2 separate regions of the Homo sapiens genome follow, and region 1 is linked to region 2. Evidence: read pairs that join two places in POLR2A ChIA-PET (ENCODE). Cell type or tissue: PC-9. All regions are shown on one strand. Links, peaks and the distances in the headings refer to the core of each region. The heading gives the core; the rest is flanking DNA.

What was found. ChIA-PET counts read pairs that join two places held together with the same protein. Peaks named below come from ENCODE experiments on the same cell type or tissue, not always from the same donor. Only the 100,000 strongest peaks of a DNase experiment are listed, where the experiment ranks them.
Region 1: POLR2A ChIA-PET joins it to region 2 with 5 read pairs; 2 of 35 experiments call an interaction of 5 or more read pairs at or near these places.

Annotation. Positions count from the first base shown.
Region 1 is chr17:33,208,353-33,216,262 of GRCh38, forward strand. All of the region lies in intron 1 of ASIC2 (acid sensing ion channel subunit 2), which reads right to left. Among named protein-coding and RNA genes, the nearest start is that of ASIC2, 81 kb to the right of the region's middle. In PC-9, for the core only: no CTCF peak of the experiment used is centred there; no DNase peak of the experiment used is centred there; H3K27me3 peaks cover 3,388 bases.
Region 2 is chr17:32,547,422-32,555,331 of GRCh38, forward strand. All of the region lies in intron 21 of MYO1D (myosin ID), which reads right to left. Among named protein-coding and RNA genes, the nearest start is that of CDK5R1, 64 kb to the left of the region's middle. In PC-9, for the core only: no CTCF peak of the experiment used is centred there; a DNase peak (open chromatin) is centred at 3,970; H3K4me3 peaks cover 691 bases; H3K27ac peaks cover 1,856 bases.

The DNA of each region.
Region 1 (7,910 bases), core at 2,173-6,172, 660 kb after region 2:
ATGCAAGCTCCTTACTCAGGGCTTGCCACCCTCCCCAACCCATCCCAGACTCGGTGCCGCAGTCCTACATCTTCTGCTCCCTGAACACCTGGAGCACTTCCCTCCCTTGGGACACCTTCATTCTTGCTGGCACTTTGCCTGGAATGCTCTTTCCCTCAGAGCTTTGCTTGGCTTACTTTTTCTTTTTCCTTTAGGTTTCAGCTTCAAAGTGACCTCCTTAGAGGTTGGTTTGCTGACCAACAAAGTCAGTCACTCCCTATCTAATCACCTTATTCTATTTTTATCATAAAATTTGTATTTGCAGAATATTTGCTTATTATTATTATTATATTTATTATTATTATTAACTTGTTCTCTATGTAAAATGCAGGATCTATGAAAGACATGATCAGTCTTGTTGACTGATGTAGTCTCAGCCCTCAGAACAGGGCCTGGCACATAGCAGATGCTCAGTAAATATCTGTTGAATGGAAAAAATGAAGGATAAGCTAAGGAGATGACAGTGATGGGCAGAGGTGTGGAGGAGTTCCAATTGTCCATGGTGCCGACTTGATTCATAGTGTACTTGTTTTTGGTTGCCTTCCTTTCCTGTCTCATTTCCCGGCCTTCTCTATATATGTTTCCAGGGCCAGTGCATTTGGCTGCCTTCTAATGCTCTGGTGTGTATTTATTTGGATCAGCTGCTTGTCTTTATGAGTTGGTGGCAGGTTATGTGAATGGCCCAAGATCACTCTTAGAGGTAGAAGAGCCAGAACTCAAGCCTCGAAGCCCAGGAAGCCCATGCTGTTAACTACCATCCTACATGACATCCGTTAGGGTTTACTCACTAACCCTGAGCTAAGACTTTCTGACTCTTTCTCCCAGTCTTCTGCCATGTCACAGAGATAGAGGCTATTATTCTGGTTGCTGGGATATTTAAAACTTTATTTATAAGTTGTTCCAGTTTTGTTTTTTGTCAACTTATGAGCAAGTCTATAGGTCAGCCATACAAATAATTTGTCCTTGTGGGGGAAAAAAAAACCCATGTTGCATAAAAAGGAATGTCCCACCTTAAAGCCTCTAGACCATGGTTTTTCAGTCTCAGCACTATTGACATTTATAGCCAGATAACTCTTTGTGACAGGGGACAGTCCTGTGCATTTTAGGATATTTAGCAGCATCCTTGACCTCTATCCACCAGATGCCAGTAGCTTCCCCTACTTATGACAAGCAAAAATGTCTCCAGGCACTGCCAATTGTCCCGTGGGGGCCAAAACTGCCACCGCTTAAGAACCACTGCCTTGAGCTATAGGAAGGCAGGTGCCATGTTTGTTTTGCTTATGATCATATCCTTAGTGCCTGACCCAAGTTAAGTGCCCCATAAATATTGGTTGGGCAACAGCATGAATACATGAGTGAATAGTGAATGAATAAATGAATGCATGAACATAGCCAGTGTCCTTAGACTGAGTTTCCTGAATCCCCTGACCTCACCAGCTGCTCACTTCCTCTGTTTTCCAACATCACGTCATCTGCTGACCTAACTGACCAGTCACAGCTCTGGTGTAATTATTCACCTGGCTTCCCATAAACTATGTCCAAATAGGGAACAACTCCTGACTTGGTCTGTTTTGGTCTTGAGCACAGAATCCAGAAACCTCTAACTTTAACCCCGAAGTGGAAGAGGGAAAAGAGACAGAGTGCAGGAGTGTAAGCAGCAAATGCCCCCACCCACTGGGGGTCATTTACAGTCTCTGGGATCCAATTAACAAAGAAAGTTTCTGAGTGGCCACTTTCCCCACGTCGCCCATGTTTCTCCACCTCACAGACACCAGTGGAGCCAGTACCCATTAGGCAACATTACTCTGCATAATGAAACAACTGTACTCAAATCCAGAATAAGAAAATGGGAAGCTTCTATGAAGACTTTAAGCTGCTCAAGTTCACTCAGCTTCAGCTAATGAAAATATGAGCCGCCTCTGAGCTGAGCCTACTTCCTCATGTGGTCCAGTAAATATCTTAATATCTCCAGATTCCTTCCTGCCTTCTAAATTGTGTGCATCACATCTGACATTTGCAAGTTATCTATGATGTCTGCAAGATTAAACCAGCATGAAAACTCTCCATCTGCACTCTCATCCCCTCCACCCCCCAACCCAGGCTGCCAGGCTGAGCTAGAATGCCTGAGACTGTGAAAGCTCAGCCCATATGGGTGAGACTGGAGGCCAGCTGCAGACCTTTGAGGGTGCAATTCCCCACCATCTCTATTTGCATCGCACATGCTGAGGGATTTAATTTCAAGTCCTGGCTGAGTGAGCACCTTCTACTTAGCAGGGAATATGGGGGCAGACAACGAGGAGGGAGGCTTGGCCCTGCCCTCCAAAGGAAAGCCTCACCCTTCATAACAAAGGGCACACCCATCGTGTGCAGGACCCTGCCTAGATGCTCCCTATATACCCTCCCAGGAATTCCTCAAAAGAAAACAGGCGTGGGCGGGTACCCTTGTTTCCCACTTGAGAAACTAGTGGGCTTTGAGTCAGTCATGAAGCTACTACTTAGAGGGATTTGACTCAGGCTAGACTCTTCCCAGAGCCAGTATGTGGCTTTCAGTCTTTGACCAGGAAGACAGACATTTGATGACTTAGCTGTCTATAGCAAGGCAGGATGAAAGAAATGCCAAATAAAGGTATAAGCAATGCCCTGTCAGGTACAGAGAAAGAGGGGATTAATTCATGTGGTGGACTTAATGAGTCCAGGCTTGAAGAACAAAGAGGATTTTCAGTAGTGGAAAATGGGGACAGTTCCAGGGGTGACGGATAGCATGTGTGACAGCGCAGAAGTGTGTGGCCCTTCCACGGACCAAGGGGTTTGTGGAGAGAGTAGTTAGTAGAGGGATGAGGCTGAAGGTGATGCAGCTGTGTATTGGACCCAGCTTGCATAAGCTCAGGTGAGCTGTGCTCACCTTTCCCAAATTGGTGTTTGGTGATATCATGTTGATGGCTTCAAGTCAGCCATGGAGGGGGCATTTACATCACGGAAATGGGCACTCAGGACTCCTCCCCTCCCTGAAAGCTGGTCGTTAAACATTAACCAGCGCACGCTAGGTATTGGGGGACATCACCACCAAGGTGACCCCAGGGATCTGAGGAAAGTAAAAATGCCTTATCTGAATAAAGATAGGATAAAGTAAACATCTCTTTAAATGAAAAAAAAAAAAAAAAATCAAAGTGAAGATCTGACCTGCTGGGGATTCTCAGCAGGGAAACAGGCAGAGCAGGCAGCCCCGTTCATCTATTCCCAATATTGCATTATCTCAGACTCACTTATTCAGAATTCTCTCACCACAGATCAGCAGTTTGCCTCCTCCATTACCAGCTAATCCAGATGGACCTGGTGCTAACTTAATTTCCAGGATAATGGAGTCCTGATCTGTTTGCACAATTGGCTCTTGCATCCCGAAAGTATTTGCTGAATCCTTAAAATCAATGAGGCTGTGCTAGACCACCATACCCTCCTTCCCAGTGAAGACGGGTTCCAGGATCCCCCTAGTGCCTGGCTGCCTACATTAAACACCTACAGTACACCAGCTCCATGCTGGGTGCCTGGTGTGGATCCTATCGATCCTCACTATGGCCCAGGAAGGGTGACTTCCATTTTACAGAAGAGGAAACAGGAGTCTCAGGAAGGGCAGAACTTTGCCCAAAGTTACACAGGTAGCAAGCGCCAGAGCTAGGATGGGACTCCCTGTCTGTCTCTAAGGCTCCCAATCTTTGAATTACATTTTGTTACTATGAGTGGTAGGCTGGATAACTGTCTGCACAGATATCCACGTCCTAATCCCTGAAATCGTGAATATTACCTTATAAGGCAAAAGGAACCTGGGAAATGTGATTAAGGTAAGCTCCTTGAGATAAGAAGATTATCCTGGATTATCTGGGTGATCTCAATGTAGTCCTGAGGGTCCTTGTAAGAGGGAGGCAGAAGGACATGTGACCACAGAAGAGGAGATGGCACCTACGATGGAAGCAAAGATTGGAGTGATGTGGCTACAATCCAAGGAATGTGGCGGCCCCTAGAAGCCGGAAGAGGAAGGAATGAATTCTTCCAGGGAGCCTTCAGAAGGGGCCAGCCCTGCTCACACCTTGATTTGAGCCCTGCAAGACTCCTTTCAGACTTCTGACCTCCAGAACTGTAAGAGAATAAGTTTCTGTTGTTTTAAGCCACTAAACTCGTGACAGCAGCAATAGGAAACACACACTTTCCAAAGCAAGAGGAAGAGAAATGAATCAAGACATCAATATGAGAAAGGAATGGGGTATGAGAAGCATGTGTCAAGGGCAAGAAAGGAATGGGCTGGCCTGCAGGTGTCCTTGGCTCTCTCTAAGCACAGGAGGTCTGAGCAGGGGCCTCTGCTCCCTCCCCTTTCCCTTATCCTACTCCTCCTAGCCACATTGACTTCAATTTGAACCAATGCATTCTATAATTAGGACAAGCATTCCTTTGCCCCCTGATGGAAGAAAAGGAGGTAACTGAGTGATAGAGGCCAGCACAGGCTCAAGCACTGGAGTTCTGTCTCAGCTCTGCCAGCCACTTTCTCTGTGATCTTGGATAAAACACTTTATTTCTCTGCAAGTGTCGTGACTTCTCAGATCCCGCCCCCAGATTTTTATATCTATGTGCTAAGCAAACTAATCGTATAAACACAGTTTGGGTAGAATATTGAGCCCATTAAAAGAGCATCCAAAACACACTCTGTGCAGATTATTTTCATTCAGCTTTTATGAAAGCAGGTCTTGAGGCTCCTTGTGTTGGCCTCTCAAAGCTGCAGGCTGGATAACAATCCCACAGGGGGAAGCTCCAATGCACATTAATATGGGAAGATTTCTCTGGCTGCCAGGGCCAGGAGGTGGGCATAGACTGGTCCTAAGAACTGAAGGTGGAAAAAAAACCTTGCTTGGAAAGACCAGAAACAAGCCCTGGTGGTTCGTAGATCTGAAGGCTCTGAAGATGAGCTTGCAGGAACAAGAGGGGCTGGCAATTTCAGGGAAGAGAAGGAAATGATGATGGGTTCAGCAGTGGGTGTGTTAGTGGCCAGAACTCTCAGAGTTTTCATGGGCCTGTTCTTTTAGCCATTGGAAGCTGGGCCTTGCAACAATGATGAGACAAGGCCTGGGAGTGAAGCTCAGTGGCTGTAGCATGGCTTAACTGAAAGACCATGACCTAGGTTCCTGATAGCTTAGTCCCTAGTTCAGGTCCTGTTACCATCGTCCTGCGGTCTCTAAGTGTCTTAAATGTTTCAACTTTAGCTTTCTGATCTGCCAACTGGGTGAGTGATAATAGCTCTGTGGAGCTGGTGAGCTCCCCTTCTTTCCCCCTTTCCCCTTCTTTCCACCCAGGCTGGATGTTCCAGCTGCCAATCTCACCGATTCTTAGTTTGTGTCTCTGGAAAATGGGGTTGCTCATCAGAAGGTTGACGCAAGGTTTAATGAGACAGGATAGGTAGGTGGTCCAAGCCCTGGAATACTGATTCTCTCCCTGGCCCCTCTGGGCATTCTCACAAGTTGAGAGAATAACAAGATATGATCAATAACCCAGAGATATGACACCCAGAGGTGAGTGTGCTGCTGTTATTCTTTCTGAGGGGGGCTGAGCCTATGTGGCAGGCGATCCTTGATGGTATAATGTGCACACTTCCCTGAGCCCACCTGGTTGTTCTGCCAAGTGTGGGGTTAAGTTCTTGTCCATCTCTCGTGCCCAGGGTAGCATGGCATGCACAATGACTGGGACCTAAATGGCAAAAAGCCTGCTATCCAAGCTCAGAAACATCCCTGGCTCCCATCTGAGGCCTCTGCCAGCAGCTCTGGGAACCCAGCAATAAATTAGAATGTCAGCATGATATGGGGTCAGGTGCTACATCCCACCAAGACTACACCCTCTTACTTGTACCCTTGGCTGTCTCCTCCCCAAGATGCTCCTCTTTTTCAGACACATAATACAACACTGGGCTGATGGCCTGAAGGCTGACTTCTCAGTGGCTGCAGCCTCCTGGGCTGACTTCTAAGGGAATAGGTGAATCTGCTCATCCTCTCTGTCCTCTGGAGCTGGCAGACATTGTGTATGTGTGGATGAGGTGGTATATTAGAGCTCCCTGGCACCAGGCTCCTAAATCTATCCCTTTATCCTTCAATTGGTGCTGGTTATTGTGTCTGGGAAGCATACCATCATCTTCAATCTCAAAGCCTAAATCAGAGTGCCTCAAACTTTACTGTACATATGAGCTACTTGGAGATCTTGTTGAAATGCAGATTCTGATGTGATAGGTCTGGGGTGGCCTGAAACTCTGCCTTTATAAGTTCCCAGGTGATGCCGATGCTGTTGATCCCAGAGTCACAGGGACCTAAGGGGTCACCTGGAGGGAATGACAGAAACCACAGAGCTCAAGAAGAAGGAAACTAAAATTGCATGTCTGCTGCATGCCAGCTGCTGTGCTAGGTGGGTGAAAGTAGCCACCTTCTTAATCCTCCCAACAGACTTGCCAGGAAAGGATTAGGATTCTAATTGCACAGACCAGAGAACAGAAGCTCAGGAGCTACAGACATACACCCAGAGTCACACAGCTGGCAAAAGGAGGCAAGGGTTGAATTCTTGCATCTGGCTCATGCTCACTTTCTCTACTAAGAGGCTTCCCTATACATGAAGACGAAGCCCTGTCACAATTCACAAATGAGGAAATACACCAAGAAGTAAACATATGGAAGATGCTTGGTCTCACACTCTTCATCCAAAATGAAAAGCAAAACAGTGTGAAATGATCTCTCACCAGTCAAAATAGAATAGATACTTTAAAAGAATGATTGCATGTGGGGAAAAGTATTGTAAAATGGGGATTCTCATACGATTCTGGGGAGAGGGTACATTTGGGCAACTGATTGGAAAACAGATGGCACCTATCAAATGCCTTAAAAATGTTCCTGTTCAGTAATTATGCTTTTGGGAATCTATCCTAAAGAGTCTTGAAATTATGTATCCTAGCACTATCCAGGATAAAGAAGTAGTAGAAACAATTTAAATATCTGACAGAAGAATGAGTTGTAATTTATGAAACATCCACACAATGGAGTTTTATGTAGTCATTGAATTATGGGTATGTAATACCATGAAAATGTTAATGTTATAAAGGAAAAAAGTGGCTTGCAAAATGATACACAGAGAATAATCTAAAATTGATATTTAAAAAATCTAAAACATTAAGCCTAGACAGAGAAAAAAGCCTGAAAGAAATTAAACCAGTATATTAGTGGTTAGGTTTTGTTTCTGGAATTAGGAATCATCTTTTAAATGCATTTTCCCAAATGTTTTAAATATACATGTGGCTTTTTTTTTTTTTTGAGACGGAGTCTCGCTGTCGCCCAGGCTGGAATGCAGTGGCGCGATCTCGGCTCACTGCAGGCTCCGCCCCCCGGGTTCACGCCATTCTCCTGCCTCAGCCTCGCGAGTAGCTGGGACTACAGGCGCCCGCCACCTCGCCTGGCTAATTTTTTGTATTTTTAGTAGAGACGGGGTTTCACCGTGTTAGCCAGGATGGTCTTGATCTCCTGACCTCGTGATCCGCCCGCCTCGGCCTCCCAAAGTGCTGGGATTACAGGCGTCAGCCACCAAGCCCGGCCACATGTGGCTTTTATAGTGATTTAAAAATAATGTCCCTTCAAATAAACTTAGGTCTACAGCACTTAATCCAATGACCTAAAATTCAAACGTACACTAAAATTCCATAAACTATTCCTATTTTCTTATTGAATCACATGATAATTTCAGGAGACAAGTGACCTTCACTTCTGATTGACCATTGATTGGCAGTAGTTTCAGTTTCTCTGTCCTCAGCTTCTGTGATTATTAGGTCGGCGCATCAACCTAATAAATATGTCATGATG
Region 2 (7,910 bases), core at 2,073-6,072:
AGGCTCTAAGTTAGGTAAATTAAATAAATGCCACGCTTTTCCATATGCATAGTCATTAACATGTCACACTTCATGTGTCCATAGGCATAAAGGTGACTTCTGCTGCCGCAGAATCACAGAAGCTCAGATTAGGAAAGGTTGTTCATAATTGTCTTGTCCAACCAACCAACCGCTTCTGCAGCATCCCAAGTGATTGTCTGATCTCAGCCTGAGTATTTCCAGTGATAGAGAATTCACTATAGTAGCTCAGCGCAGTGGGTCACTCCTATAATCCTAGCACTTTGGGAGGCCAAGGCAGGCCGATCACTTGAGGCCAGGAGATCGAGACCAGCCTGGCCAACATGGCGAAACCCTGAATCTACTAAAAAACCTACAAAAATTAGCCGGGCGTGGTGGTGCATGCCTGTAGTCTCAGCTACATGGGAAGCTGAGGTGGGAGAATCACTTGAACCTGGGAGGCAGAGGTTGCAGTGAGCTGAGATTGTGGCACTGCACTCCAGCCTGGGTGAAGGAGCAAGACCGTGTCTTAAAAAAAAAAAAAAATTCACTACGGAGAGTGGTCCATTTTGGACAGCCCAGTTCTTAATTTCCTTAGTTTGTTCTTAACATGACGAGAGAGCACTCATCATTGCAGTTGCTATAGAACCCTAAGCCCTTTCTTTCTGGGTTTGTCACCTGCTGAAGAAATTTGGCTCTGGCCAAAAGTTTGTCCTCTAGGCAGGGCATGGTGGCATGCCTGTCATTCCAGCACTTTGGGTGGCTGAGGTGGGCAGATTGCTTGAGCCCAGGAGTTGGAGACCAGCCTGGGCAACAAGGCTGGTCTTTTATATTTTTTGTCTCTACAAAAAATACAAAAAATTAACTGGGCATGGTGGTGCACGTATATAGTCCCAGCTACTGGGAGGCTGAGGTGGGAGAATGGCTTGATCCGAGGAGAAGGAGGTTGCAATGAGCCAAGATCGCGCCACTGCACTCCAGCCTGGGTGACAGAGCGAGACCTGTCTCAAGAAAAAAAAAAAAAAGTTTATCCTCTAGGATTATCTAGGTATAGAAGGCAGAGGAGGGAAAATGAGAAGGGGCCTAATAAGAAGGAGTTAGAGCTAGGTTAAGAGCTGTCTGAGCTCCTCAAGAAGACCTCAGCAGGTCACTGGCTCTATGAGCATTTGGCAACGTGGGGAAAAATCCTGTTTTCCAGTGCCAGTGGGAAGTCACTGTGTTGCATGGGACACCAATGAGGGGAGACCTGACTTCTTATTCAGTACCACTTTAAATTCTTTTTAAATTATTTTTTGGTCTTTTTTTTTTTTTTTGAGATGGAGTCTCACTGTGTTGCCCAGGCTGGAGTACAGTGGCATGATCTTGGCTCTCTGCAACCTCTGCCTCCCGGGTTCAAGCAATACTCCTGCCTCAGCCTCCCAAGTAGCTGGGATTACAGGTGTGCACCACCGCGCCTAGCTAATTTTTGTATTTTTAGTAGAGATGGGGTCTCACCATGTTGGCCAAGCTTGTCTTGAATTCCTGACCTCAAATGATCCACCTGCCTCGGCCTCCAAAGTGTTGGGATTACAGGCGTGAGCCACCGCGCCTGGCCGACTTTTAATTATTTTTATATATATCTGTATACACATACATTTACACTGAAAAAATATATGTTACACAAAATGCATAATCCTTTTTGTTTGTTTGTTTGAGACAGGGTCTTGTTCTGTTGTCCAGGCTGGAGTTCAGTGGTGCCATCTCAGCTCACTGCAATCTCTGTCTCTTGGGCTCAAGTGAGCCTCCCACCTCAGCCTCCAGAGCAGCTAGGACTACAGGCACACAGCACCACACCCAGCTAATTTTGTTCATTATTTTTGTAGAGACAAGGTCTCACTATTTTGCCCAGACTTGTCTTAAACTCCTGGGCTCAAGTGATCCACCCAGCTCAGTCTCCCAAAGTGCTGGGATTACAGGTGTGAGCCACTGCACCCTCCCTCTTAATCGTTTGTTACAAATATAAACGTTAAAGATAAGTAGTGAGCAGGAATCCCTGGGCCACCTTCTGAAAATGTTAGCGAGGTCATAGGAGGGGCATAGCACTGACTTTCTAATTTACGAAGCTCTGTTTTCCGTAGTGTTAATGTCACTTCTGTTTGTGGGAATTATAAGTTTAAATGCACATAGCTAACGTTTGGAGAGGGTCTGCCATGAGTTGGATGCCATGCTAGGAGGGTTACACTCATAAATGGTCATTTGCCTCTGCTTCAGTCTGGGAACTACTTGGTGGCAAGGTGTGTGGTCTATGCAAATACCAATGACCTGAATGACTTTTGTCAAGTCTCTTCAATCCCAGAGCCTCATTTTCCTCATCTGTCACATGAAGGACACGTTAATTGCATTAACTATCTTATGGAAGTATTGCGAAATAGGAGTAAAATGCAGTGTGAAAGCCTTTTGTATCCTCACAGACACACCCAGGATCAATACTTTGCATCTTTCAATCCAATGAAGTTGACACTCAGTATTATCCATCACAAAAAGCATAAAACTATAAAGTTCTATGGAATGTGCCTAATTTAGTGTTCTATGATAGTGAATACTTAACGGAATGAAAAGATCAGTATTAATAATATGTTAGGTCAAATCTCCTTTACAATGAATCCCATGAAAACAAAATGATTTTCAAGCTTTGAGCTATAATTTTTTTTTTTTTTTTTGAGATGGAGTCTAACTCTGTTGCCCAGGCTGGAGGGCAGCGGTGTAATCTCAGCTCACTGCAACCCCTGCCTTGCTGGTTCAAGTGATTCTCGTGCCTCAGCCTTCCAAGTAGCTGGGATTACAGGTGTGCACCACCATGGCCGGCTAATTTTTGTATTTTTAGTAGAGACGGAGTTTCACTGTGTTGGCCAGGCTGGTCTCGAACTCCTGATCTTAGGTGATCTGCCTGCCTTGGCCTCCCAAAGTGCCGGGATTACTGCGCCCAGCCTGAGCTATGCTTTGTTACAAGAAATATGCCATATAAAATTTTTTCAATACTACAGAGTTGCAATTTTTTTTTGGTGTTCACTGTCTCATGATCTAACCTGTTGCAAAGATTAAAGCAAAATTTTCCACAGCTAATCACAGAGGATTAGTAAGGCCTCTATAATACCACACATTAAAAATGAGGAAATCACAAACTGAGTCCCATGTCTTCATTCTTTGTAGATTTGTTTTCTAGGTAATTAAAAAGGTACTTGCGAATATACTCTGCCTACTTCTAAAAAGTATTTGGGGATAGCCTATAATAATAGAAATAGGAGTAATAAAAGTGGGCCACGCACTGTGGCTCAGGCCTGAAATCCCAGCACTTTTGGAGGCTGAGGAGGGAGGACAGCTTGAGCCCAGGAGTTGGAGACCAGCCTGGGTAATGTAGTGAGATGCTGTTTTTACAAAAAATTTAAAAATTAGCTAGGTTTCAGCTACTTGGGTGGCTGAGGTGGGAGGATCACTTGAGCCTGGAAGGTTGAGGTTACAGGGAGCTATGATTGTACCATTGCCTTCCAGCCCTAGGCAACAGAGTGTCAAAAAAAAGAGAAAGAAATGATAATAGTGAAATAATTTTAGAATATTTTCATCCAATTTACAGCCATTTCTTAATATTATCAGCGAAACAGAATTAATCTAGAGTTAGAAATGAGATCTATAGTTTCTGACACTGAAAGTATTTTATTCACTATAACTAAACATTGAGTGGCTGGTAGCTGATAATGAATGACTTCTAGGGGTGGGGAGCCTGTAGAATTGTCCCAAACTATAGGACTCAAAGACAATGAACATAAATGTAATTAAGAAGTGGATTAGATCAAGAGGCAGTGCATGCTCAGATCATACATTTTGCTTCTGTTTGGATGTAACAGCCAGCCTTATGCAGAATATATTAAGAAAACCACACAAAAGGGAAATGAGTCACTTACAAAAGACCAGAAAAGCTTAGGCTAACCGGCTAGACAAGACTTGGCCATGTCTTTTTCTGCCTTGGTTTCACTTGTATATCCTGAAAGCACCACCTTGTCTGAATCACAGGAGAGAAAAATGTTTTTGGCAAATATACATTGGACACGTCCAGCTTTACTTTTGCTCTTTCTCTATGTCCCCCCACCCACCATCCCACTGCCACACACACACACACACACACACACACACGCATCCAGGTGGCTTTGGAATGTATGTGGCTTTTCCCTTCGGGAGTCTCACCTTCATAATTATGTTTGACCTGGACTAACATTAAAACATTTTGCTCTTCCCGAGAACACACCAATCAGCACGCGGTTCCATTTTCTCATGGATCATGACCCATTATCCTTTCTATTTTCTGCTGGAATGAAAGTTCCATGGCACAGGAACACCGTCTATATCTTGCTCACTTCCTGTACAGAGCCTGGCACATTGTTGGTACTCAATAAATATTTCTTGATTGAATAAATATTTTCAGTCTCTCCTCCAGTGGCTATCTGCTTTGTCCTTAGCCTAGAAGCATGTTCAAATCTCCTCCAGTAAACAAAAGACCAAAAAGTCCACCTGTTCTTCCCTATCCCTCCACTGCTACCAAATGCCTTGAAGTTAAAATAAACTATCCATAGCTAATGTCTTCTCCCTCATCGTACTTTGCAGTCAAGCTTTACTTATGCACTGTTTTTTGTTTTGTTTCGTTTGGACAGGGTCTTGCTTTGTTGCCTAGGCAGAGGGGCATTGGCGTAATCATGGCTCACTGCAGCCTCAGCCTCCTGGACTCAAGCAATCCTCCCACCTCAGCCTCCTGAGTAGCTGGGACTAGAGGCACACACTACCACACCTGGCTAATTTTTGTATTTTTTGTAGAGATGGGGGTCTTACTATATTGCCCAGGCTGGTCTTGAACTCCTGGGTTCAAATAATTGGCCCACCTGGGCCTCCCACAGTGCTGGTATTACAGGCATGAGCCACAGCCTGGCCTGCATTGCTCACTCTTTAACCTTTGTAATCCATCCATCCATCCACCCATCCATCCATCCATCCATCCATCCATCCATCCATCCATCCATTCATCCATCCCTCCCCTCCTTGTCTCCCTCCCAACCATCTGTTCATCTGTTCACCTCCCCTTTTTTGCCCTCCTTCCTTTTATCCATCCATCCACTCTTTCATCTCCCACCTTCCTCCTTCTGTCCTTTGCTTCTGTAAATGTATACACCAATGCTTACTATGTCCTAGGTACTGTGCTGGGTACTAGAGAGAGGATGTTTAAGAACAGTCACTGCAGTGGAAATGCTCTTGCTCCAATGGAAGATACAGATGTGGAAACTGAAGCTTCTTAAACCGGGACACGATTATTTCCCTTGGATGTGCATCAGGGTGCTATAGTAAGCGAAACCACAGAACGAAGATGGAGAAACTTGCTGGAGACTAAGCTTTACTCCATGTAAGTAACTGGAAACACCTGACACCCAAGTAAATTAAAACCAACATTTAGAATGACAGCATGAAAAACAGCATCAACCATTACCAAAACACAGGCCTTTAAAGAAGCATGCCAGGCTGGGCACAGTGACTCACGCCCATAATCCCAGCACTCTGGGAGGCTGAGGCAGGAGGACTGCTTGAGTCCAGGAGTTCAGGGCCAGTATGGGCAATATAGTGAGATGCCATTCTCTAAGACAAAAAAAAAAAAACAAAAAACAAAACAAAAAAAAAAACAAAAAAACCAGCAGCATGTCATAGGCTGTGTTGGGATATGTCCCTGGTGAATGTTGAGTTAACTCTTCCCTGTTGCTGGGGGAACTCCTTAGAGGAGCCTGAAAAGCACTGAGAAGTAGAAAACTACTACACAAGGTGGCATGCTAGCTAGAGAGATGAACTATAGTGCCAAGGGACCTCTGAGAAATTCACAACAGTGTTGAGTGAATTTTGCAGAAGGCTGAATAGGACTGCCTTTACAGAGGAGGCGATATTTGAAGTGGTTCCTGAAAGAGGAGTGGCTCACCAGGAAGAGCAGGGGAGAGTATTGTGGGTGGAGGAAGCAGTGTGTGCAATTACCAGGGCTGCGAATGGACCTGACATAGAATAGGAAAGAGTCTAGCAGAAAGAATCAGCTCCTCTTCTAGCAGCTGAAAAAGGACGTGGGTTTTGATGGCACAATGAAGGGCCTAGGTATCTTGCTAGAAAGTTCCAAAGCTGAAGACCATTCCCTCTCCTTGAAACTCTTTTTCTCTCGGCACTGCTGTCATTCTGCTTCTCCTACTTCTTTGACAAGTTCTTCTTAGTCCTGTTTACTTATTTCTCCTCCTCAACACCCCTTTCCCACCTTTGGAATGTTATGTTCCTGAGAGTTCCTTATTGGCCATGTTTTTCTTCTTCTTCTCCACACATGGCTTGTTTCATTCACTCCCACCACTTCAACTTCCTTTAAGCTGGCTTCCCAATCCACACTCCCCAGTACAGACTCCTGGGGTCCAGGCTCCCCGTTCTCACTGCTTAGATATTTCCACCTGAACTGAACTATATCCTTTTAAAATAAGTACGTTCTAACATGTCTGTGTCATCTTCCATGCTCTTCCCCTCCTTTCTATGGCTCTGCCTCTGCCTCCCATAGTTGTTATGGTCTAGGCTAATGGAACCGTGATCTACCAACTCACCTAAATAAAATACCTGAGTCACCAGTTACTCTGCTCATCACCTACAGCCATTCAGTTGCCTGCCCTCCTGAGCCTCTGTTCAATATGTTCTTTCCTTTAAAACTCCACTGGGATTCTCAACTGAGCTGAGAGTCCCTGCCCCTGCCCCTGCCCCTGCCCCTGCCCCTACCTGAGGTTGAGAATCACTGCACATAGTGAGAGCTACTCCTGATGGGTGTACTCTGTACAATTAGACTGTGTGGGGGCAGGAAAGGGTTGGAATCACTGCCATGGCCAGATCCCTCTTGGGCAACTGCAACACCTAGTTAATTGGTCTCCCTGATACCAGTTCCTTCCCCTCTGGAACCTTCTCCACACTTCTTCAGTTATCTTTGAAATACAGAAATCTGATTAAAGATGACAAATTATTGAAATTTATAATATAAAAATTATTAAAATTTGTAAAAGTACTGAAGAATGGGAAGGATATATAAGTGAATATTTACCTGATCTTTCAGTGGGGAAAAGCATTCATGTAAAGGCTAAAGGAAAGGACAGAATTGACCACATACAAATGCAAAACTTTTGTTGAAAAAAGAATGCAGAAAGACAGACTGGGAAAGTATCTGCAAGTAGTGTAAATGGTCTTAATATATAAAAAGCTCCTAAAAATTAGTAACCAAATCATAAACACACCAAAAGAAAAAAAATCAGCAAAGGATATGAATAATCCATGAAACACGTACAAATCACAGGTAGACCCATGGCAGAAAACGTTCAATTTCATTTAAGAAATGCAGACTGAAACAATGGATATACGAAGTTTTTTCCTTTTCAAACGGGCCAATTAAATCTAGTGCAAAGTGAGTAGCTTGGTAAGTGAAGTATGCTCACACTTGGCTGGTAGGAGCATAACATGGTACAAGCTTTTAGGAAGCTAATCTAGAAAAATGTACGAAAAGCCTTAAAAAATATACACTTTTTGACCCCGCAACTCTGTCTCTAGGAATTCCTAAGGAAACAATTACGGATATGAATAAATACATCATTTTAAGGATAATTATCACAGCACTGTTTGTAAGGCTGAAAATTAGAAACATTCTAGGTGCTCAATCGCAGGGCTTGTCGAATAAATGTACGAATTTAGCACAAATTTCCTGTGTCACTGTTCCTTTCCAGCACAGCCTTTAACACCTGTGTGGTTAGCATGAAATACCACACAGATATTACAAGCTGTGCTGGAAAAGAACAGTGACACAGGAAAACATTTTCAGAATGTTTGCTCTATATTGTTAAGTG